Linked DNA regions of Homo sapiens: regions 1, 3, 4, 5, 6 and 7 are each linked to region 2. The links are chromatin contacts, found by Hi-C or POLR2A ChIA-PET in ENCODE. All regions are on one chromosome and are shown on one strand. The core of a region is the stretch at or near the end of the contact, and the rest is flanking DNA. Distances in the headings are between cores, read along the strand shown. Region 1 overlaps ARID5B (AT-rich interaction domain 5B). Region 2 has its middle 170 kb from the start of TMEM26-AS1. Region 3 holds the start of LINC02625 (long intergenic non-protein coding RNA 2625). Region 4 overlaps RTKN2 (rhotekin 2). Region 5 overlaps ARID5B (AT-rich interaction domain 5B). Region 6 has its middle 76 kb from the start of LINC02621. Region 7 holds the start of RTKN2 (rhotekin 2).

The links. Hi-C counts contacts between places; a loop is a spot of excess contacts on that map. ChIA-PET counts read pairs that join two places held with the same protein, here RNA polymerase II (POLR2A). Pooled maps may share reads with other maps.
Region 1: a pooled map shows a loop between it and region 2 (4-fold over the local background). The contact joins two enhancer-like sites. A Hi-C loop is called at or near these places in 4 of 37 single-sample maps with no recorded cell type and 7 of 50 pooled maps.
Region 3: a pooled map shows a loop between it and region 2 (9-fold over the local background). The contact joins the promoter of LINC02625 here to the enhancer-like site in region 2. A Hi-C loop is called at or near these places in 1 of 168 maps with a recorded cell type or tissue (posterior vena cava) and 7 of 50 pooled maps. POLR2A ChIA-PET finds 5 or more read pairs at or near these places in 1 of 52 experiments (WTC11).
Region 4: a map of MCF 10A shows a loop between it and region 2 (4-fold over the local background). The contact joins two enhancer-like sites. A Hi-C loop is called at or near these places in 3 of 168 maps with a recorded cell type or tissue (GM12878, MCF 10A and PC-9), 13 of 37 single-sample maps with no recorded cell type and 14 of 50 pooled maps.
Region 5: a map with no recorded cell type shows a loop between it and region 2 (6-fold over the local background). The contact joins two enhancer-like sites. A Hi-C loop is called at or near these places in 3 of 37 single-sample maps with no recorded cell type and 2 of 50 pooled maps.
Region 6: a pooled map shows a loop between it and region 2 (10-fold over the local background). The contact joins two enhancer-like sites. A Hi-C loop is called at or near these places in 2 of 37 single-sample maps with no recorded cell type and 7 of 50 pooled maps.
Region 7: a map of naive thymus-derived CD4-positive, alpha-beta T cell shows a loop between it and region 2 (3-fold over the local background). The contact joins the promoter of RTKN2 here to the enhancer-like site in region 2. A Hi-C loop is called at or near these places in 1 of 168 maps with a recorded cell type or tissue (naive thymus-derived CD4-positive, alpha-beta T cell), 2 of 37 single-sample maps with no recorded cell type and 6 of 50 pooled maps.

The regions. Positions count from the first base shown.
Region 1 is chr10:62,007,505-62,010,615 of GRCh38, forward strand. The region is part of intron 4 of ARID5B (AT-rich interaction domain 5B); the gene reads left to right. Among named protein-coding and RNA genes, the nearest start is that of ARID5B, 110 kb to the left of the region's middle. Within about 2 kb of position 1,632, at least 2 of the 41 ENCODE cell types and tissues checked have a DNase peak (open chromatin) inside an H3K27ac peak, as active enhancers do.
Region 2 is chr10:61,283,058-61,286,285 of GRCh38, forward strand. No RefSeq gene overlaps it. Among named protein-coding and RNA genes, the nearest start is that of TMEM26-AS1, 170 kb to the right of the region's middle. Within about 2 kb of position 1,339, at least 3 of the 41 ENCODE cell types and tissues checked have a DNase peak (open chromatin) inside an H3K27ac peak, as active enhancers do.
Region 3 is chr10:61,866,491-61,869,537 of GRCh38, forward strand. It overlaps LINC02625 (long intergenic non-protein coding RNA 2625), which reads right to left and starts at 1,455. Exons shown (of 5, transcript XR_001747461.2): 1 at 1,370-1,455. RefSeq lists silencers at 1,440-1,734, 1,506-1,595 and an enhancer at 1,816-1,975.
Region 4 is chr10:62,243,350-62,246,411 of GRCh38, forward strand. RTKN2 (rhotekin 2) reads right to left here. Exons shown (of 12, transcript NM_145307.4): 3 at 2,650-2,708. Among named protein-coding and RNA genes, the nearest start is that of LINC02621, 14 kb to the right of the region's middle. Within about 2 kb of position 1,687, at least 7 of the 41 ENCODE cell types and tissues checked have a DNase peak (open chromatin) inside an H3K27ac peak, as active enhancers do.
Region 5 is chr10:61,960,185-61,963,117 of GRCh38, forward strand. The region is part of intron 3 of ARID5B (AT-rich interaction domain 5B); the gene reads left to right. Among named protein-coding and RNA genes, the nearest start is that of ARID5B, 60 kb to the left of the region's middle. Within about 2 kb of position 1,252, at least 4 of the 41 ENCODE cell types and tissues checked have a DNase peak (open chromatin) inside an H3K27ac peak, as active enhancers do.
Region 6 is chr10:62,182,171-62,185,110 of GRCh38, forward strand. It overlaps a transcript of RTKN2 not described here. Among named protein-coding and RNA genes, the nearest start is that of LINC02621, 76 kb to the right of the region's middle. Within about 2 kb of position 1,366, at least 5 of the 41 ENCODE cell types and tissues checked have a DNase peak (open chromatin) inside an H3K27ac peak, as active enhancers do.
Region 7 is chr10:62,267,339-62,270,138 of GRCh38, forward strand. It overlaps RTKN2 (rhotekin 2), which reads right to left and starts at 1,506. Exons shown (of 12, transcript NM_145307.4): 1 at 1,213-1,506. The coding sequence starts at 1,272. All of the region lies in intron 1 of LINC02621 (long intergenic non-protein coding RNA 2621), which reads left to right. RefSeq lists a silencer at 1,258-1,587.

The DNA.
Region 1 (3,111 bases), core at 382-2,881, 720 kb after region 2:
GGACCTGACCTCACAGGTATTGACCTCACAGGACTATTGTGAAGATTAAATGAGCTAATGAGTAAAAGCACTTAGATGGTCCATGTAAGTGCTGTTTAAGTACTCATTGTTAACCTACCCTTCTTGTGCCTCTTGCAGCACCCAACACAACCTTAACCACATACTGGTTCTGTAGTGGTTCCTCAGAAAACACCCACAAAATTATTTCATATTGATACAGACTGCTGGGGAAAATGAAGTATGTCATTTGCTATTAAAAATCATTCCACATCGCTTATTCCAGAAATACTTGTTTGTTTGTCCCTCTGCATGGAATGTATATCCCCAGATATCACAGATCTGGCTCTTTCCCAGATCATTTGGGCCTTGGCTCAAATATCTCCTCCCCAGGGAAGTCTTCTCTGACCATCCCTCTTCCACAAGCCCAGCTCTATCCCATCACCCAGTGTGTCATTATCTTTCTGTAACTCATCATTATCTGAAATTAACTCCTATATTTGTTTCTTTACATGTTTACAGTCTGTCCCGCCCCCTCCACCCACCTCCCCCGCCCCACAACACACACACACACACACACACACACACACACACACACTGCCACATAAGCTCTTTGTAAATGTATATAGGGATTTTCTGTCTTATTCACAGCCATGTGTGCAGGCAACAGAGCAGTACCCAGCACATAGTAGCTGTAGTAAATATTGGTTACATGAATGGATGGATACGTTTATAGCGTATGTCAGTATCATTGCTATCCCCTGTTTCACAGATAAGGACACTGAAGCACAGCAACATTTCATGGCCAGCAATTGGCAAAATCAGCATACGTGCTCAGTGTCCGTGCTCTTTGCACCTTTACATTAGGCTGCCTCTCAGCCCAGACCCTGCTCAGAAAGAGCTCTCAGACTTCCTGAGATCAGGCTGATGGAAAACAGATAACTGATCGCTAGCTTTCTAGATGATGAATGTACAGTAGATTTTGTAGGATTTAAATAGAGAGATTGGCGTGTTGGGAAGTGGTTAGGAAAGGAATAATCACAAGCATTCAAAATCTGAAACCCACTGGACTGGAATCAAGAAACCCTGGTGCCAGCCACCAATACCCTTCATCTCTGTTATGCCAGCCTCCTTGCCTCAGCCCTTGCTGTCCTTTGGTCTGTTTTTAACACCCCAGCCAGAGCGGCCATTTCTCTGCTCAGACCTCCGGTGGCTTCCCATCTCATCACAGAAACAGAAATGAGGATAGGGCTCTTTAAGAGTGCAAACTATTTAGAAGTTGAAGGGGGCAGATAGTGAACTGCTCTGTGTTCTCATGGACTCTGTGAGACATGGGGTTTCCATGCTGACAGGACTTTCATTATACACCTCTCCGTGATTTTCTGCTTAGAATGCATTGGCTTTCCCAACTTGGCATTATTCTTTAATGAAAAAATTATAGGTCTAATTTCAAAAAAATGAAATGTATGCAAGCTTTCCTGCTTCTGTCACTTTTTTATTTCTGTAGCACATAAATCATTTCCCTTTTTAAAATTAAATTTCGCTTGCCATGATTTGGTAATGGGTTTTCAAAGGAGGCAGAGTAGCCAAGCTCTTGGCACAAGAGCCAGCTGTACTGCCTGCTCAGGAAATCTTCTCATTGCTGGCTGGCGTGGGCCTTGATTCCATCATCTGGGCTTTATGTTCCCTTAGGAAGTTGCCTAGAAATTCTGTGTCTTAAAAGCTCTCCTTAGAGTGGCTGTTTTGGCTCTCCAGGTGCCATCTTGGAGGACTAAGGAACACACTGTGTTCAGCAGAAGAAGATTGGTGCATTCTAATGCTCCTTGAGTGCTTATACATTCATTCCTTGGGCACCAACTATGTTTAAGGCAGAACTCCAGGCATTGTTAGGATGCTAGTGTCTGCTCTCTAGACAACTGAAAAATCAAGTTGTCTGAGATAGGACATGGAGCAAGAGGCCATTACAAATGTTCTTTGTAATCCTCTTAAAAATCTTGCATTTTACCCATGAGCGACCTCAGAGAGGTTAAACAGCTTCTGAAGGGTCACAGACCTGGCATGTTGCTGAAGTAGGGGTTAGCAAAGCAAAACCCCACACACCCCCAGGTCTACTGACCCCAAGGGGCATGCTTTTCTGCTACAAATGCAAGAAGCCTAGAGCTAAGAGTCAGGAGTTATTTTGAAGTTTAAAGGAGAGGATATCTGCCAAAGCTTTGTCCATGGGAAAGTTTGCCATATAACAGACACTACGAGGCAGTTGGCTAAGGGCAAAGTGAGGAGGTCAAACCGTAGGTGCCACCGGAGTTAAAAGATCCATAAAAGAGAGCCCTAATGTCAGAGGAAGCCTCTTAGAGGAAATGGATCTTCAACTGGACCTTGAAGGACACAAAAAGGAGGAAGTTATTTCAGGTGAGGAGGTGGAAAATACTCTGGACTTTGAAGCTCAAAGAGATTGTTTCCTCTGCCATTTTTAGCTTTCTGCACAGACAAAAAGCAGCCTCCACAAGCAAAAACTCTTTTTCTTTTCCTAGAAGATGTTATATTCCCCCGAGGGAGTGAGTACTTGTGAGTCCTCTCACAGACCCCCATCATGGTTAGAACCCAGGGGAAGTTTCTTGGAAGAAAAATCAACTTGTTTCTTATTAAATTGGATCCTTCCCTTGGGCCTATGAGAAAGAAAAGGAGAGAGGCACCAATTTTGCAGCAGTGGTAAAGGAGTGAGGTGCCTGCTTGGTTTCCTGGCTGCTTAATGGGCTGCTTCTAGGCTAAAAGAGTCACTTCAGAATAATCATCTTTAACATTTTGCTTCTTGTCCCTTATGTGTTACTCAGTACTTTTTCAAAGATGTTTTTCCCCCTCTGCCTGTTATTAAAGTTAATGGCTTCAGTTGCATTTCTCTTCGCTAGACTCTAAGCTCCTTGAGGGGGTAAGAATCAACATGTTTGTTGAAATGATACGAAAACTCTGCTAGATCCGAGAGGGCTTCAAATCTCCATCATCTTATCTCTTTTCCTGGATAAGTATTTCGTGACCTCAGTCTTTCAGCTTTAGCTCATTGCCAGTTGATTTCATTCTCAAGGCAGAGTGCCAAACTCAAAAGAACTGGGTTTTTTC
Region 2 (3,228 bases), core at 89-2,588:
AGGAAATGAACGATATTTCCCACTTTAGTAATACAAGAAAGGAATGAATGTGGTCTCTAACACCCAGAAGGCTGAACTGTAACAGAACTAAAATAAGTTCTCTCTATTTTTGCTTGTTTTAACAGCTGCTGGCATTTTATGCCCAGCCTCTTACAGCAGTGGTTCTCCAAGTGTGGTCCTCACATTGGTAACATCAGCATCATCTGGAAACTTGTTAGTAATGCAGATTCTTGGCCCCACCCCAGATCTCCTGAATCAGAAGCTGTGGCGGGAGGAAGTGATGGTGGAGGGGAACATGATAACAGATGTGGTCCAGTCATCTGTGTTTTAACAGGTGCTGCAGGTGATTCTGATGGACCCTCAAATTTGAGAACCTGCCTAAAGAGTGTCTAACTCTATCAGTGTGATAATGTGTAAAGTGAATTTCAGCGAATCAAAAGCACCTTGTTGGTACTAGGCACATAGTAGGCACCATCATTTATTCATTCATTCATTCATTTATTAAGCACTTGCTAGTGTTACCCTGTGTCACACAATCCATTCCCCACTAGCAGCCAGAATGATGTTTTAAAAATGTAATCAGATTGTGCAACTTGCTTGCTTAAAACCTTTCAGTGGCTTGTACAATAAGATGAATACAAACTCTAAGTCACTCCATGTTCTGGCCTGCCTGCCTCTCCAAATTCCTATTCATTGCCTCTTGGTTCCTTGACCAGGCTAAACTTCCTTCTATGAATGACTCTACCTTGTCATTTTAGTTCCACCTTAACACCTTTTCAGAGAAGATTTCTGCATACCTTATCAAAGGTGCCTCAGCTTGCCCCTATTTATCTTTATCACATTACCCACTGATTTTCTTCATAGCATATAAAACTATTGTATCTATTCATTTGCTTATTGTCTGATTCTTCCCCTAGAAAATAAACTCCATGCAGGTGTCCACTGCCTCTCAGTGTCTATGTGGGCCTTGTAATCCTAGAAGTCTCAATAAATATTTGTTGAATGAATTTCTGGGTACCGTCCTAGATGTTTCATAACTGAAATTTGAATTGCTAGAGGAAATTAACAGCAGGAGTCAGCGCTTTGGCAAAGGCACATCATGTCTCTTTCTTTCTTTCTTTCTTTTTGGTTGTAAATTATAATTTATTTCATTTGTAGAAACTTAAATTTACTTACAGGAAGCTCTTCAAAGGATGATGAAACTCACTTGTGAGATCGGTTGGCTTCCGATTAAGAGTAGGCATTATGTTTATTTATTGACGGGATTACTAGGAACTTCAAAAATAATACAAAAATGTTTTTTATCTTGTACCACATCAGATAAGCAAGTAACTGACTCAGAAAATTTATGATAGCCTTACCGTTGTTTTCCCACGGACTGTTCTGGAAATAGAAAGATGAAATCAGACTCCAGTGCCATCTAGTGGTCATGTTTAGTTCCTCAAGAAATAAAATCCAATGTAGTCTAGCACTGATTTTTCACTTTTTGGGAGATATTGGGCTTGTGTATGTGTCTTTCCAATTTCAGATATTACTTTAGAAATTTTAATAAATATTAGATTAATGCAACTGATGCAAGTTGGTCAAATTCTTGAAAATTTATGAGAAATGCTAATCCTTCATGGTGTTATGTTGTAGTAGAAATGGGTTTTATAAATAATAATTGTGATGATAACCCTTCATCAAGTTGTATAATCCTAAGGAACTGAACTATTTGACACCTCCCTTTGGTGATGGACATCAGTGGACACTCAGAGGCAAAGGAAGAATTCAGAATTTCTGATCTCCAATCCCATTTTCACTCTACTTTGTTGCATATGGTGATCTAAAGTTTGATTCCAGATGTCCCATCCTACTCATGTTTTCCATTCTTTCTACTGGCTTATAGTAAGATCTTTTACAAACAATAACCAGATCCTCAGTTTAAGAAGTAAAGTGTCCATTTTAAACAAAAATTAGAACCTCAAAAGTTCTTCATAAAATTATTTTCATCTCCTATGGTCATAACATAATTTATAGGGTCCACAGAAACTAACAGAAATAAATACTCTGGTTGCATCTAAAATGGATCATGCCCTGTGCTTATCTCTTTATGCACACTCAACAACGCTGCACAATCTAATGATTATTCCCTACATTAAAAAGATGAAGAGTAATACTCATAGAATCGGCATTTGTTGAGCCACTAATATATGCCAGGTATCATGCCAGGTATTTTTAATACATTATTTTATTTAATTCTACAAACTTTTCAGAAGTAGTTTTCATCTGTGCAGATGAAGAAACTGAAGCTCAAAGGAGTTGTTAGCCCAAAAACCCATATCTGGAGACTGCAATTGGAGCCCTTCTGGCTGGCTCCATATCTCTGCTCTTTCTAATCATTTTCCAGAAGTTTAAAAGGAATTTTGATTTTTAATTTTTAAAAAAAATTTTTCCCACCACATCATGCCCCATCAGAAGATCAGCAGTTTGAGGGCAGGAACCACATCTAATGCCTGGCATGTAATATCTCAATAAGTATTTGTTGAATGAATTGAAGGAGGCAGGCTTGAAAAGGTTCTAGTTCTCCAGCCAGTCATTTGGTTACCATTCATATTCGTTATTTATTGCTGCATGAGACTTAGTGGCTGAAAACAATAAATAATAAACATTTGCTATCTCAGACTTTCTGTGGTTCAGGAATCCAGAAGCAGGTTACCTGGATCTCTCATGAGGCTGAAGTCAATATTTTGGCCAAGGCTACAGTCATCAAGGCTCAGCTGGGGCGGGATCAACTTGCAAGATCACTCATATGGCTGTTGGCAGTCCCCAGAAGATCTGCATCCAAGCTCATTTGCGTGGCTATTGGCAGGCTTCCTCTCCCTACCACGTGGGCTTCTCCACAGGGCTGCTTCACACACATGGCAGCTGGCTTTCCCCAGGATGAAGTGATCCACAGGGAGTGAGAGAGAAGGCTCAAGATGAAAGCCACAGTCTTTTTATAACCTTATCTTAGCAAGTGGTATCTCATCGCCTCTACTGTATTCTCTTCATTAGAAGTTACCCGTGAAATCTCCCCCTACTCGTGGGGAGGAGATTATATAAGGGCATGAATACTAAGACATGAGAGTCCTTGGGCCATCTCAGAGACTGCCAACCACCACATTCGTGGCATATCCATTGAGGATTGACCCTTGAGATCACTCTGTAATATTACAGATCATTTCCTTCCCATGCTACATGAAAATG
Region 3 (3,047 bases), core at 205-2,704, 580 kb after region 2:
CTCCAGTTTGCTTCTTCTTTACAAATGTTTTCATTTAATCTCCAAAACAACCCGTGAGTTAGGTGTTATTGTGATTATCTTTTTACCATAAAGGAAATTGGCTTAGAACCATCTCATAAATCACTCTCTGTATATAGAGCTAGGTAGAGATGGAACTAGAACTTAAGCCAGGAATGACTGATTCCAAAGCCCACCCACTACACAGCACTGGCGACTATCACCAAGTCTGGCCCAAATCTCCCAAGTCTTTCAAATGTCCCCTGTCCGTGGCTACCCTACATCCAACAAAAGGGAGGAAGTGCCAATAGCCATTGAAACAAGTTTCCCTCTAGTCAAATCCAACTGGTCCAGAAGCTCAAACTTATGACAGGCACCTCCTAAGCACTGTGCTGTCTCATTCCTGAAACAGGTTCTGCCCTGATACTGTTTGAGGGTAATGAAATGAGATGACTGAAAGCACCAGCTTTGGGCTCAAGTCAGCCCAGTTTGAATCTTGGCTCTGAACACCAAAGGAGATCTGATCCATAATGTATCCTTCTTGGTAGCTAATCAAGGAGAAATCTAATGGGACTTGGGCAATGCCAAAGGTCACAAAATAGCCATTTCCAGTTTCATAAACACCTAGACTTTGGAGACAAGAACCACCTGGTTTGGGACTTGGTTGGCATCTGGCTGAGCCACCTCAGTTATATTGCTTAACCTATCAGAGGTTCAATTTCTCCAATTGAGAATGAGAATAATAACCCCTATCTCCTACATTTTCTTTTGGGTTTTGCAGGAATTAAGCGAGATGTATGTAAAGTGCCTGACACATAGTAGGCACTTTATAAATTTAAGTTCCTTAAGCCCCATTTTTATTCCTACAACAAGTCTGCCAACTTTGTCCCAGAATGCTACTGGGTAAAAGTGAGCAGAGTATACCAAATCTACGAACATTCCTTCTCCAAGCTTTAAAAAAGGCAAAACGATACTGAGAGGTGACAGCGTGCTGGCAGTCCTCACAGCCCTCGCTTTCTTTAGGCGCCTCCTCTGCCTGGGCTCCTACTTTGGCGGCACTTGAAGAGCCCTTCAGCCCACCGCTGCACTGTGGGAGCCCCTTTCTCGGGTGGCCAAGGCCAGAGCCCACTCCCTCAGCTTGCAGGGAGGTGTGGAGGGAGAGGCGCGAGCGGGAACTGGGGCTGCGTGCGGCGCTTGCGGGCCAGCTGGAGTTCCGGGTGGGCGTGGGCTTGGCGGGCCCCAAACTCGGAGCAGCCGGCCGGCCCTGCTGGCCCGGGGCAATGAGGGACTTAGCACCCGGGCCAGCGGCTGCGGAGGGTGTACTGGGTCCCCCAGCAGTGCCAGCCCACCGACGCTGCGCTCGATTTCTCACCGGGCCTTAGCTGCCTTCCCGCGGGGCAGGCCTCAGGACTGCAGCCCGCCATGCCTGAGCCTTCCCCCGCCTCCGTGGGTTCCTGTGCAGCCCGAGCCTCCCCGACGAGCACCGCCCCCTGCTCCACGGCGCCCAGTCCCATCGACCGCCCAAGGGCTGAGGAGTGCGAGCGCACGGCGCAGGACGGGCAGGCAGCTCCACCTGCAGCCCGGTGCAGGACCCACTGGGTGAAGCCAGCTGGGCTCCTGAGTCTGGTGGGGAGGTGGAGAGTCTTTATGGCTGGCTCAGGGATTGTAAACACACCAATCAGCACCCTGTGTCTAGCTCCGGGTTTGTGAGTGCACCAATCAACACTGTATCTAGCTGCTCTGGTGGGGCCTTGGAGAACTTTTATGTCTAGCTCAAGGTTTGTAAACACACCAATCAGCACCCTGTGTCTAGCTCAAAGTTTGTGAGTGCACTAATACACACTCTGTATCTAGCTGCTCTCGTGGGGCCTTGGAGAACCTTTATGTCTAGCTTAGGGATTGTAAATACACCAATCGGCACTCTGTATCTAGCTCAAGGTTTTTAAACACACCAAACAGCACCTTGTGTTTAGCTCAAGGTTTGTGAATGCACCAATCCACACTCTGTATGTAGCTGCTCTGGTGGAGCCTTGGAGAACCTGTGTGTCCAAACTCTGTATCTAACTAATCTGATGGGGACATGGAGAACCTTTGTATCTAGCTCAGGGATTGTAAACGCACCAATTAGTGCCCTGACAAAACCGGCCACTGGGCCCTACCAATCAGCAGGATGTGGGTGGGGCCAGATAAGAGAATAAAAGCAGGCTGCTCGAGCCAGCAGTGGCAACCCGCTGGGGTCCCCTTCCACACTGTGGAAGGTTTTTTCTTTTGCTCTTTGCAATAAATCTTGCTACTGCTCACTCTTTGGGTCCACACTGCTTTTATGAGCTGTAACACTCACCGCGAAGGTCTGCAGCTTCACTCCTGAGCTAGCGAGACCAGGAACCTACCGGGAGAAACAAACAACTCCAGACGCCCCGCCTTAAGAACTGTAACACTCACTGCGAAGGTCTGCAGCTTCACTCCTGAGCTAGCGAGACCACAAACCCACCAGAAGGAAGAAACTCCGAATACATCTGAACATCAGAAGGAACAAACTGCGGACACGCCGCCTTCAAGAACTGTAACAGTCACCGCGAGGGTCCCCGGCTTCATTCTTGAAGTCAGTGAGACCAAGAACCCACCAATTCCGGGCACAATACTACTGGATGTGGCGTAACAGAAAACACCTTTGACCTGGAATCAAGAATGTAGACATTTCCAAACAACCCACGGATGTTGGGGCAACTGAGGTTCAGAGCTGTTAAGTCACTTATTCAAGATTACTCTTCATCCAGAACTCAATAGTCTCATTCCTCAGTGAATACACTCCACTACAAGTCACTTTACCTTCTGTGGTCTTAGTTTCTTCATCCATCAGAGAGAGATATCTGAAATAGTCAGCCATTTAAGACATTCATATTTTTCTCCTAGTCCTTGGGAGTCTTCCCCATTAAATTCTTCACTGAGAAGAATTTCACTAGACCAGGATGCAGCACCATTGGAAAGGAGCATAAAGACAGCGGCTTGCTCTCAGATGCACTGTTCCGGGCTATCACATTAAAGACAGG
Region 4 (3,062 bases), core at 437-2,936, 960 kb after region 2:
ATTATGACTTGGCTGATATCCTGCCAAAAAGTCCACTTCTTCTTGCTTGACCACAGCTGCTGACTCATTTCATTTCACAACTGTACTTATTCACAGCTGTTCTTGCTCTGTTAGGATTAACAGAGCATTAACTATTTACACTATCATGGGAGGGACATGGATCCTGACTTCCTTTGCTGTACACCCACAACCTGTGGGTCAGCCTTCTTCTATCCCATGCCGAAGAGAGGAGGGTAGATATCAGCTCCACAAGAGGAGAAGCTGGATACCGATTTTCCAGGTAGTCTTGTGCTCTTCAGATAGCAATGGATTTGTAACCCATCAACTCTATTTCTGAATTCAGCTTCCAATGATAGAACTTCCTTCCAGATTCTTGCAAATGGCTCAGTTTCAGTTTACAGTACTCTAACTTTTGTCTTGTTTTATGTCTTCATTGCCATTTTAATGGTAAACTGGGAGAGTCATAATAAGACAGCTGACTTGATGCTATCAAGTCCCAGAAGTCTGTCTATCATTTTCAAAAGTGAAAACTAAGGTACTTGGTGAACTGATTTGGTTTATTCATTAAATTAGTAGTCGGTGACTAAGCTAATTACCACAATATAATTACGGTAAATACTACATTTACATATGGTAAATATTTGATGTTCAGCAGAAATAATAAATTTGTGATTTAGTTTCATAAAGACCTGGCCAGGGAGTGATGTAGCTGGAAACAGAAAACCCAGGTATTTTCTGGCTATCAATGTAATCTCAAAACATTATGACACTTTGTTGCAAATATTCATCTTTACCAAAACAAAGGTCACATTTTCATCCCAATATCAAGAAAAAATGGATTTATAAAGGTGAATTCATTTTTTATTTTGTTTTTACAAACACATACAAGATATAATTAAGTCTAGGCAAAGATGAAAAGACATTACGTAAGTATCCGATTTTCTCAGAGTTTCCGTTCCTTAATTTAAAATTATCTTTTGGAAAGAAGAAACACATGCAGAAATAAGTTCAATTTTTACACTTGAGTAATTGTGGGCAGGAAATAGTTTTTTATTTTATTTTAAATACTTTTACTTGAGCCTCCTTCTAAATGTACAGTTATTTCTAATATTATGAATTGCTACAATCAATAAACTGTTATGAAATGACAATAGATGTTGACTATCATGGCATTTGAGTGTTTAACAGCAACTTAACATATGTCATTTATATACTGAGTGACACTATATTAGAAGCAAGAAATGAAGGATATGTTTAGTTTTTATAAAATCTCAAAGATCTATAGTAATTTATTCACAAAAAATTTATTGCACATAATGAACAATACCACATAAAAATACATGTTTGATAGCAAAAGAATACAAGGATAAAACATGTTTTGTTTTGTATTATAAAGATAAAAACAAATATAAATAACTATAAAACAAGCAACAAATTTTTACATATTCCAGTTATTTTCTGAAGAATATTTTGCTTAGCTGAATGCAATTCTTCAGATTTTGGCCATTTACGTACTTTGTAAAATGTAGGTCTACCGTCCTGTGTGATAATTTTGTTTATCCAGAAAAATATTACTAGAAACAGTTCCTTAGGTGACAGTACCTCAAATGTAGCAGCAGGCTCTCTAGTACAAGACTTTTAGCCAATAACCTAGTGATTACTTAAGGACCAATGGAGGTATATACTATTGTTTCAAAAATGTACTGATAAGAAAATATTTGTAAAAGTGCATTATCTGACTAGTGTACACACGAGTCAGCCATGTATTCATTTCAATCTGTGGCATCTCCAAGCCATTGTCTTTAGCTTCCTGAACACTTTGGAGAAACTGAGACTGCACAGCATAAGTGCCATCTAGTGGTGAAGGGTCTCCTAACTGCATTAGGAATTGAGAGAAAGGAAACATCCTTTCTAGTTGGAACGGTAACAGAGATTATATTATATATAGATAAACAAACAGATATTTAAGAGAATGTAGTTATTTCACAAGCTAATTGGGTGTCAGAAGCATGGGTTATGTTGCCAGGACAAGGAGAGAAATGTCTGCTAAAGGCGACAGCTTATGTTTAGGAGTAATAGAAGATATGACTAGAAAAAAAATTGGGTCAAAATGGAAGACTGGAGAAAAATGTTTGGTCTTTACACTACAGGCAATGAAGAGCAGCCATCCATCCAAGAGTCACTGAGCAATTACTATGAGCCAAGCACCATGCTAGCTTCTGGGTGTAAAGTGATGACCAAAATAAACATGGTACCAAAACCTCATGGAACTTCTGACCTAGACAAAACATTAAAAACATTATTATAGCTTCTGAGCAGGAAAGGAACAGAGTCAAAAGACTTGGGTTTGGCCTAGCTCAGTCACTTAGCCTCTGAGTCTGTAGAAAATAACAATTACTCTACCTATTTTACAAGACTGCACTAGGGAGAAAACTGTAGAGTATGTAACATATGAAACAGTTTTCTTAAACTCTAAAGTTCTATATCAATGTAGCATATAATGCTAAAAACAGTGTTTTAGAACAAATATTCTGATAGAGGTATGAAAAACAAAATGAAGAGAATGGAGACAGGGCATAAAACAAAATCCACCATGTAGTTACGTTATAGAATTTATTCAGCAATATAAAAGATTCATTTATAGCATACCTGATATGGCAATCTTTCCTTTACATGCTGTTCGTTCTTTACTTTCAAATTTCACATCACTGTCAAAACAAAAAAACTTATGGAAAAAAGATCTTTTCTAATAAGCAATTATTTTAACAGTGTTTCACAAATGTCAAAATATTAAAAGCAAATGCATATCCGTGAATAATAATGACTTCCAGTTAATGTAAACTATTTGACTCAAACTTTAAGATGTTTAGTCAAGTTAGCAAGTTAAAAGAAATATCTGGAGCCACTCCCGATTTTTCATATAAACTTTATATTCCTTGATGACTGTATACTGGTTACTTTACAATGAAAGACTTTTGTGATCATTTATATCTGTAAACAAGATGTACAATATTTGTCCATGTCCCCAGAAGTATAATACCTTAGATCACAATTTCATATAT
Region 5 (2,933 bases), core at 2-2,501, 680 kb after region 2:
AATTTTGACAACAGGAGACAATAGGTAATATTCATTCTCTACTGTCTGGACAGCATGGAAATACTACGTACAGTAATGTCTTCAGTAGTTACTTTCTCTTTAGAAAGCTCCAAGGAAGCTCACAACAGTAGGAAGTCCTACTGAAACTCCTTTTGGTAAAGTGGAGCACGTTTTGTAATGGAAACACATTTTCTATGGCTTAATTTTTATATATAGGGTTTTCATAAAATGAGACTTGCCTAAGGATTCTTTTGGAAGCCTTTTGCCTCTTTTAACAGCAATGTGTTTATTATAGGAATCAGTCTCCTGCTCACTTATAAAATATTCTAAATATTCACTTATAAATATTCTAAATATTTATAAGATTATGAGTTTTGTCTTTTAAGTAGGGAGTTCTGCATATTGTTTTTGGCCAAAATGTAGCCTGCCTCCTTGAGCATGAGTTGAAGCCCAAGATGAGAAGCCCTTTTTTTTCCCCTCTGACCAAGATCTCATCTGCCATTTACTAGATTAGGCTACTTGAAGGGAAGGAAATGAGGGCCCCCTTCTTTTAATCCAGGACATTGTTAGGTATATCATAGGTGCTCCGTAGGTATGTTGGATGAATGGATGGATGATTAGACCTTAAATCTTGTACTTGGCAGCAACATAATGTAGTGGTAAGGGACTAAAAGTCTGGCAGACATAGACTAGCACTCTGGATCCCCAATCTCTAGCTTTATGCCCTTCGGCAAGTTGTAGAGTATCAGTTTTCTCATCTGTAAAATGGGTATAATAAATCTATCTGATAGGGATACTGTAGGATTTAATAACATATAGAATCCCAGGTGCTTATGGACATTTTTCTGGTGCCATAAAGCACTTGATACATGGTAGCATTATTAAACTCTTAAGCCTTAAATCAGGATATCCTAGACTTTAGTCATTTATAAAGCAACTTTATAGTTCTTGCCATACCAATAACACTGTTTTATTATTTACTTAATTTTTCTTTAAATTAATTGCTTTTTAATTTAAAGAACTTTAAGTAGGAAATTTTATATCATCACTGTAAATGGAAAACCTGTATCACTTGCTATAATTAATGGTGAAGGTAAATATATAATCCTTAAAATAAAAAATATGTTTATCCATGTACCACCTAACATTGACTTGGGTACCGCTAGTGTATACCACAGTTAAGTCATTTCCTTTGAGGCTTTTCTCTTGGGCAACAGCCTAACCTAGGTTATCGATAGCTTTGAGACCTTCTGAGACCATGCAAGCCTCGTGTCAACAACAAGCTAGAAAGGGTTGGAACCGGTTGCGCTGAATTAATCTATAGGCTCAGAAGTGTAACTGCCACACAGATGTGAAGTCTGAAAATAACCCACCGTGCACCTGCCCTTTTCGCGTGTCAGTTACAGTGTTAACTGAGCACCAGAGGATGAAATGCTGTAGGAACAGTAAAGGCATGAATCTTACCTTCCAGATGCTCAGACTCTTATCAGTGGTTTGATACCTAGCCCCTTGATTGGGCTTGGGGACCTCAGTGTCTCAATTCTGGGCAATTTCTTTCTTTCTTTCTTTCTTTTTTTTCTGAGATGGAGTTTCACTCTTGTTGCTCAAGCTGGAGTGCAATGGTGCAATCTCGGCTCACTGCAACCTCTGCCTCCCCGGTTCAAGTGATTCTCCTGCCTCAGCCTCCCAAGTAGCTGGGATTACAGGCACTCACCACCACACCTGAATAATTTTTTGTATTTTTAGTAGAAACAGGGTTTCACCGTGTTAGCCAGGCTGGTGTCAAACTCCTGACCTCAGGTGATCCGCCAGCCTAGGCCTCCCAAAGTGCTGGGATTACAGGCGTGAGCCATCGCACCCGGCCTTCTCGGCAATTTCTGAATACAGATCTTAGCAGGGTGAGGGAAACGGTAATTGTTATTACTACCAACTGGCCCCAAACAGTTATTGCATAACGTTGCACAACTGAGTCCTGGGTAAAATGAGCTTCTTCAGAAATTGCCTCGCCAAAGGTGATTTGCCAAGGTTGAATCCTTCGGATTGTCTGCATTGGAACAACCCCCTTGCCCAAGCACTGAGCTTAAGCTAGATAAAAGGAAATAAACACTGCTTTAAAAGGGAGTGCACTTTAGCAGCACACAAAAAACAAAGGTGAAGGCTCACATCTGTGTTGCATTGCATAATTGATAAAAGCTGAAGCACCATTAGAAACAGCCTCATCATCCATACTCCTCTCCTAATCATTTAAATATGTACAGCATGTTTTAGGATGCTTGTTAATGACTCTACGGGCACGTTGGTAGTCAGAACATTACATGTGGGTTTGAGAAATAGGCCTGGATCATTTGCCAGACAATCTAATTCTGACAGTGTAGTGAAGGCCATCTTCAATTTGACTGTGCTCCACTCTGTTATGCTGTGAAAGAAAAAGATAATTCAGCTGAGCATTCTGCCGTTGGCTAGAAACACCGCAGTTCTGAATACAAATATTATGCAGGTAAATGAATCATTAAAAGAATAGAGGCATAAAATATCTGACAGATGAACTCCTAAAGTTTGGACTAGAATAAATTTTCCCATATATGAGCAGTACCTTCATCCATCGACTAACAGTGTTAGTTATCCGTTAAGTCACCAAAAAGCATTTATGGTCTTAGAGTAAATGATTGGTAATTATGACTTACAAGGCTATAAATACATGGAGGGGATTTGGTGATATCATAATAAACCACGAAAGAAACTGCAGTGGTTTTTAATGTTAGTAGAAACTTAAGAAATATTTAGAGCCGTGTTCGCAGCCCTACAGTTGTTTTTTTTCTTTTTTCTGGGAGTGTGTGATTGGTGTTTTGTCAAAATGTGCAACTCTACCAATGGACTCAACTCAACTAATGTAAATTAGGGCCAATGAGAGTGTCCGACTGAGATTAGTCCTC
Region 6 (2,940 bases), core at 116-2,615, 900 kb after region 2:
ATATACTCAATAAGATTTGCTGGTGAATTAGATAGATGGTGTTTTGGATAGAGAGGAACCAAAGATGACTTAAAGGTTTTGACCTGAGCAACTGGAAGGATCGAGTTGGTGTTTACTAGATGAATAAAACTGTGAGAAGGTCAGAATTGGAACAGAATAGCAGAAGATCTTTTTAAAGTTTGAAATGACTACTATGCTTCCAAGTGCAGCAATTTAATAGGAGCTGCAACACACAAGTTAAGTCCTCACTTAACGTCATCAGTAGGTACTTGGAAACTTCAGCTTTAAGGAAACACACAATGGAACCAAATTACTGCAGGCTAATTGATATAAACAAGAGCTAAGTTCCTATGGCATATTTCTGGTCACAAAAACATCACCAAACTTCTAAAGAGTAAAACACTTCTAATATTAAACACTGAAATAAATGCGAACTATATATACTTTTAAGAAAGATTAATAAAAACAAGATAATTATTACCCAATTATTCCAGATGAGGGTTGAGGGTGGCCAGAGTCCACCCCAGCAGCTCAGGGTGCAAAGCGGAAGCCACCCTGGCCAGGACGCCATACCCTAGCAGGGGGCACCTCACACACACACCCACACAGGCTGGGACAATGTAGACACACCAATTCACCTGACATGCACATCTTTGGGATGTGGGAGGAAACCAGAATACCCAGAGAAAACCCACACAGACATGGGGAGAACATGGGAACTCCACACAGACAGGGGCCCCGGGCAGAAATCAATTTTTTTCCAATCAACAGTATAATGAAATGACACTGAATGGAATGATGTTATTTGAGGACCAACTGTCATTGCGTGTATGTATACATGTACACATTTTTATTTTACTTTTTATTAAGTCTTTATTATGTTATTATTTATTTATTTCAATAGGTTTTTGGGGGACCACATGGTGTTTGGTTACATGAGTAAGTTCTTTAGTGGTGATTTCTGAGATTTTGGTGCACCCATCACCCACATGCACACATTTCTAAATGCATAAAAAATTTTTGGAAATATACATTAAAAATTATTAACAGTGGTTACCTCTGGGTAATAGGAATCTTTGGAAACTGGCACTGGAATGTTAGAGGAGGAAGTAATATATGTTTTTGTTTTTTGATACCTTTCTGTATCATGTATGTACGTATATATGTATTACTATGTTCTATGTTACTTTTATGATTAAAAATTACTTAAAATTCTTGTGGTTGGTGAAATGAACCAAGTCACTGCAAACAGAAGTCTTACTAGGAAAGTCCACATTGGATCAGGGGTTTATAAGGTCCTTTCAAGCTCTGACATTGATTTCTGCAACTGGGTGTTAACTGGTAAGTCTCCCCGTCATTTCCTCCATAGGCTTCTGTGAAATTTGGTGTGTGAACAGCCTCTCTAATTCATCTGCTTCATCTTGAAAACAGTACCAAGAGCTCTCGGTGCTTAAATACCTCACAGGAAATTTGAGGTTGGATGAGATAAGGTGTTCAAATACTTTGAGTTACCACAAACACAGGTGCTCATGTAGGCACAATATTATGAGTCCTGGAATATTAACAGACCTAGTAAAAAGAAGCTGTTTCTGCCTTTTGATCACATAGGCATTTTGATACTCATGAACTCCATTTAGTCTGCGGTGGAATGAGTGTTTCTCCACAAACAGTATTAATTTTAGCATTTTTGTTCATGCCTTCTGTCAAACAAGATTTCTTCAGCCTTTGATTTTTATCAAGATTCACTTTATTCTTCAAAGCATTTAATTCAAGGTTCACTCCATCAGTGGGTGGATTAGTTGAGTAACTGAAATACCAGTGTTGAATGCCATAGTAGTTATAATATTTCTCTTCACAGGAGATATATTTACCAAAGTCATGTACTAATGAACAATGAAGTGACTGTCCAAATAGCAGACACCTGGTAAACACTGAATGGAAAATAAACATGGACAGCTCTACAAAATGTTTACTCAATGACTCTTAAATATTCTTCTAAGGTCACTATTATGTGTCAGGTGCCGTACTGGGTGCTAGGAATACAGGAAGGAGACGCGTTGTCTTTTCCCTCATGAAGCTTACATTCTACTAGAGAAATGTCACATTGTATTTTAAATTTTTCACACTGGTTCTAATGAAGTATTTGAGAAGCTATGTGAAGAGGAATTTGGAAGTTGCTGGCAGTTTCTGGAGATTATGTAGTTGATTACTATTATTCTGAAAAACAAAAAAAATCACCTTTAGTCACCCACAGAGGTAAAGAGAAAACCAGAAAGTCACCACCAATCAGAATCACAAAAGGCAGTCAGTGGAAAAGATTGCAAGTTTCAGGAAAAATGAGTTGTCTTAATATGTAAAAAAGCCTTTCTTAGAACTGGAACTTACAAGAAATGGGCTGAAAATTCTAAAAGCAAACAACCTTAAAGAATAATGTCAAACAGAGGCTGGATATTCATGAATATGATTGGTTGGGAGCATGGCTTCCGCCTACAGAAAGAGGTTGAAGTAGATTACCTCTGAGGAGCCTTCCTAGTCTAATTGAATAAGTACTGCAGTTATGAAATTATATTTTCTCTAGAGAACCCTTTCTCAACAACCAAATAACCCAAGTCGCTAATATTCTATTTATATTTTATAATTTCTTAACCAAGATCTCAAATAAGAACTAAGTAAAGAAAAAAACAGGCCTTGTTAGTTACTGAAGAGTAAATAGAAGTATAGTTTTCACTAGACAGTCTTGCCTGAAGCTCAATTAGAAATCTTACCATTCACTGGTAAAACATCTGCCAAAGTTAACAGGTAAACCACTAATTGGTAAGCGGTCACTCCAGGGCCCCTGCCATCATCACCATCCCCAACTCCCAGGAAATCTTGCAAAAAATTTTCCCATTGTTCTGCCTCCCTTTTCTAACTAATTTGCCAGCCAAATTTCTGTTTTCA
Region 7 (2,800 bases), core at 256-2,755, 980 kb after region 2:
GCAGCCTGCAGCTCAATAAATACACCTGGACAGCTACACCTACACCTATATGATAGGTGCAAGAACATCAATAGAATGGCAATTCACTATAAATCAAGATTTTGTTAGCAATCAGGACAGCCAAAGTACATAACAGGACAGGACTGAAAAAAAGTACATCAAAATCTTTGAAATTTTTGAAAATGCTGGCATAAAACAGCATAAGTATTACTGATAAAGACACTGGACTTCTTTTGCATAATGAATCTTAATGTCTTGCTTTATTTTTCACAGTATTATTGAAAACTAATAATTTTGTGTCTGCTAAGGAAATCCCAGATTTTTAAACAAAGATATCAGGTGCCTCCATATGAATGAAATTGCAAATATTCTACCAATTTTGACCTACAAAACTGGCAATTTCATATGGCTTAACCTATTTCTGAAGTAGGTAAAAGAAGGTAGAGATTAAAATAGAAGTGAAGGTCCAGCTTAAAGACATCAGAGTTTTCTTTTAAGACCCTAAAGTTATGGTTAAGAGTGAAAAGTGGTAACATTTTAATAACTGATGCTGCCAAGAAATAATGTTGGTTTAGTAAAAAGTAAAATAAAAAGGTTTCTAACGCATTTTACATGGCTCAAAAGCAAACATCAAACTTCTATCCAATGTCACGTGTACTCCCTCTTTCCTTTCAAATGATTTGAGAAAGAACCCAGTATCAAACCTTCAACTTTTTCTAAAGTGCAGAGGTTGCTGTTTGCCTCTACTCCGCTCCGAACCCCCTCCCCCCAACCAGTTCTGTGTTGTGTGTAGACATCGCTCCATTACTGTGCTTCCCATTAAATCCGTAATAAGCCAGCTGTCCACTGGCCTCGCTGGGTTTCTTGGGAATCGAGGGGCTCCCATTTCCCCGGCATCACCTACACCTGCAAAAAGACAGGCGTCCAAAGCCTGGGGAGGGCAGCGGACAGGTGCGCCCGCAAACGCGCGCCTGGACCCCGGCACCGCCTTCCCAATCCGGACCTCAGCTGCCTGAGAAACTCGGGGGTTCCGATGTCCAGGCCCTTTAGAGCCCCAAGAGCGCAGTCTCCTAATCCCTCCCTTTGTTTCTGGCCACCGCTGAAATAGAGGAGCGGGGGAGAGGCTTTCCCGACTCCTCCACAAAGCAAATGCGCGAGGAACAGAACCCCGGCTCCCTCACCTTCCGCGGCAGGGTCCCTCCCGCAACTCACCTGCTGGGTGGGAAGCCCCGCCAGGCGGAGCGCAGGACCCCTCAGGCTCGGCCCCTCCATCTCCAACGCGAACTGTCCGGGCCGTCGCCACTCCTTCAAAGGGAAGATTTGAAAAGCCCGCCCCTGGCAGGAGCCGCAGAGGACGCCAACCGCCCGGCCGTACCAAGTCCCAGTCGCAGGGGCCGGGGGCGCAGGAGGAGCCGGGCCGAAGCGCACGCGCAGTGGGCGCGCCTTGCGCTCTGCAGCTCCCGCCGCCGGAAGTTGCCGAGACCCCAGGCTCTAGCGCGGCGGGGCGGGGGAGAGGGCGGCGGTGCCGGACTTAAGTCCCGGACAGGGATGTGGGCGGGCCTGGGACGGGAGTGGGAGGGGCCGCGGGGAAAGCTTCGGCGGCGGAGCGCACCTGTCCCAGCTCAGGTTTCTGGCTGGTGGTTTTCGTGGCACGCCCTTTGCACTGGGAGCTTTCTGCCCGCATCCCACCGAAGGCCTTCCAAAGTGATCGTAGCTGGACAGACTCGAGGCTGCAGTCCCTGTACTCCCAGACAACTCAGGAACCCACAGCGTCACTAAGAGCCCACGGTCTCGTTCCTAAAGAACCAATAACATTACTCTCAAACACAGCGCTCTCTGTTTCCTCTCACCTTTCCCAGCGTTGTCACCAGGGTCACCCAGATATCATGGTTTTATTCATCAGGTTCGTGAGATACTATGTCAGGCATTTCACAAGGTCTTGTCTTTGCCCCCAGTGTTTATAATCCCAGATGTTCCCCGCCAACTACTCTGTCCACTTACTTTGTTTTCTTGCGAAGGATTTCTTTCAGCTCTCTCGCCCTCTCTTTCCCTCTCCAACATCTAAGGTGATAGCAAAATGGGGTACTATTTCTCAAGAGCCTCATTTCTTGCTGCCCTAAAGATTAGCACAAAGACCCATTTTAATTCATGGATTTTGTTAATTATAAAGGGAAACATGGGATTTTTAAAAATCAAAATGAAAGCAGCAAAGATATCACACCCTTGAAAAGTCCTTAAAATTCATTGTCCCTAGTTTATCTTTATTTCCCCCTTGAAAAGGCAAGAGGAAGCCTCTTCTTGAAGAGTCTACCAAATCAACCCTCCAGCCCTCATCGCCTAGAAACCCTTGGGCATTTTTCCTCCATAAATAGGTGCCCATGTTTTTTCATTTGCCTGGGACAGACCCTGTCTGGGTCTGTTGTCCCAATGTTGCACCAATCTTGCACTTATCCCGTAGTGGATATTATGTGGTCATTTTAACTGCAAGACCCTTTTAAAAGCAGTTGGTTTGAGAATGTACTTTAAAAATATAATGGATACCCTTCCTCAAATAGGTAAAATGCCTCTTTAAGACCTTTTGGACTAGGTGATACTAGAAGCTTCCCAGTTGGGAATGATGGTCCCCTTGCATTATGAATGACCCATATCCTTACAACAATAAAATATGTGTTCAAAATTATCAACACGGAGCTCACCTCGTTTTCTACAAACACAGGTCTGAATTTCAGAATCATTATGTGCCCTTTCCTCCAATGCACATCTCTGTCTTATGCTACCACTTTGTGGTATAATTATCTCC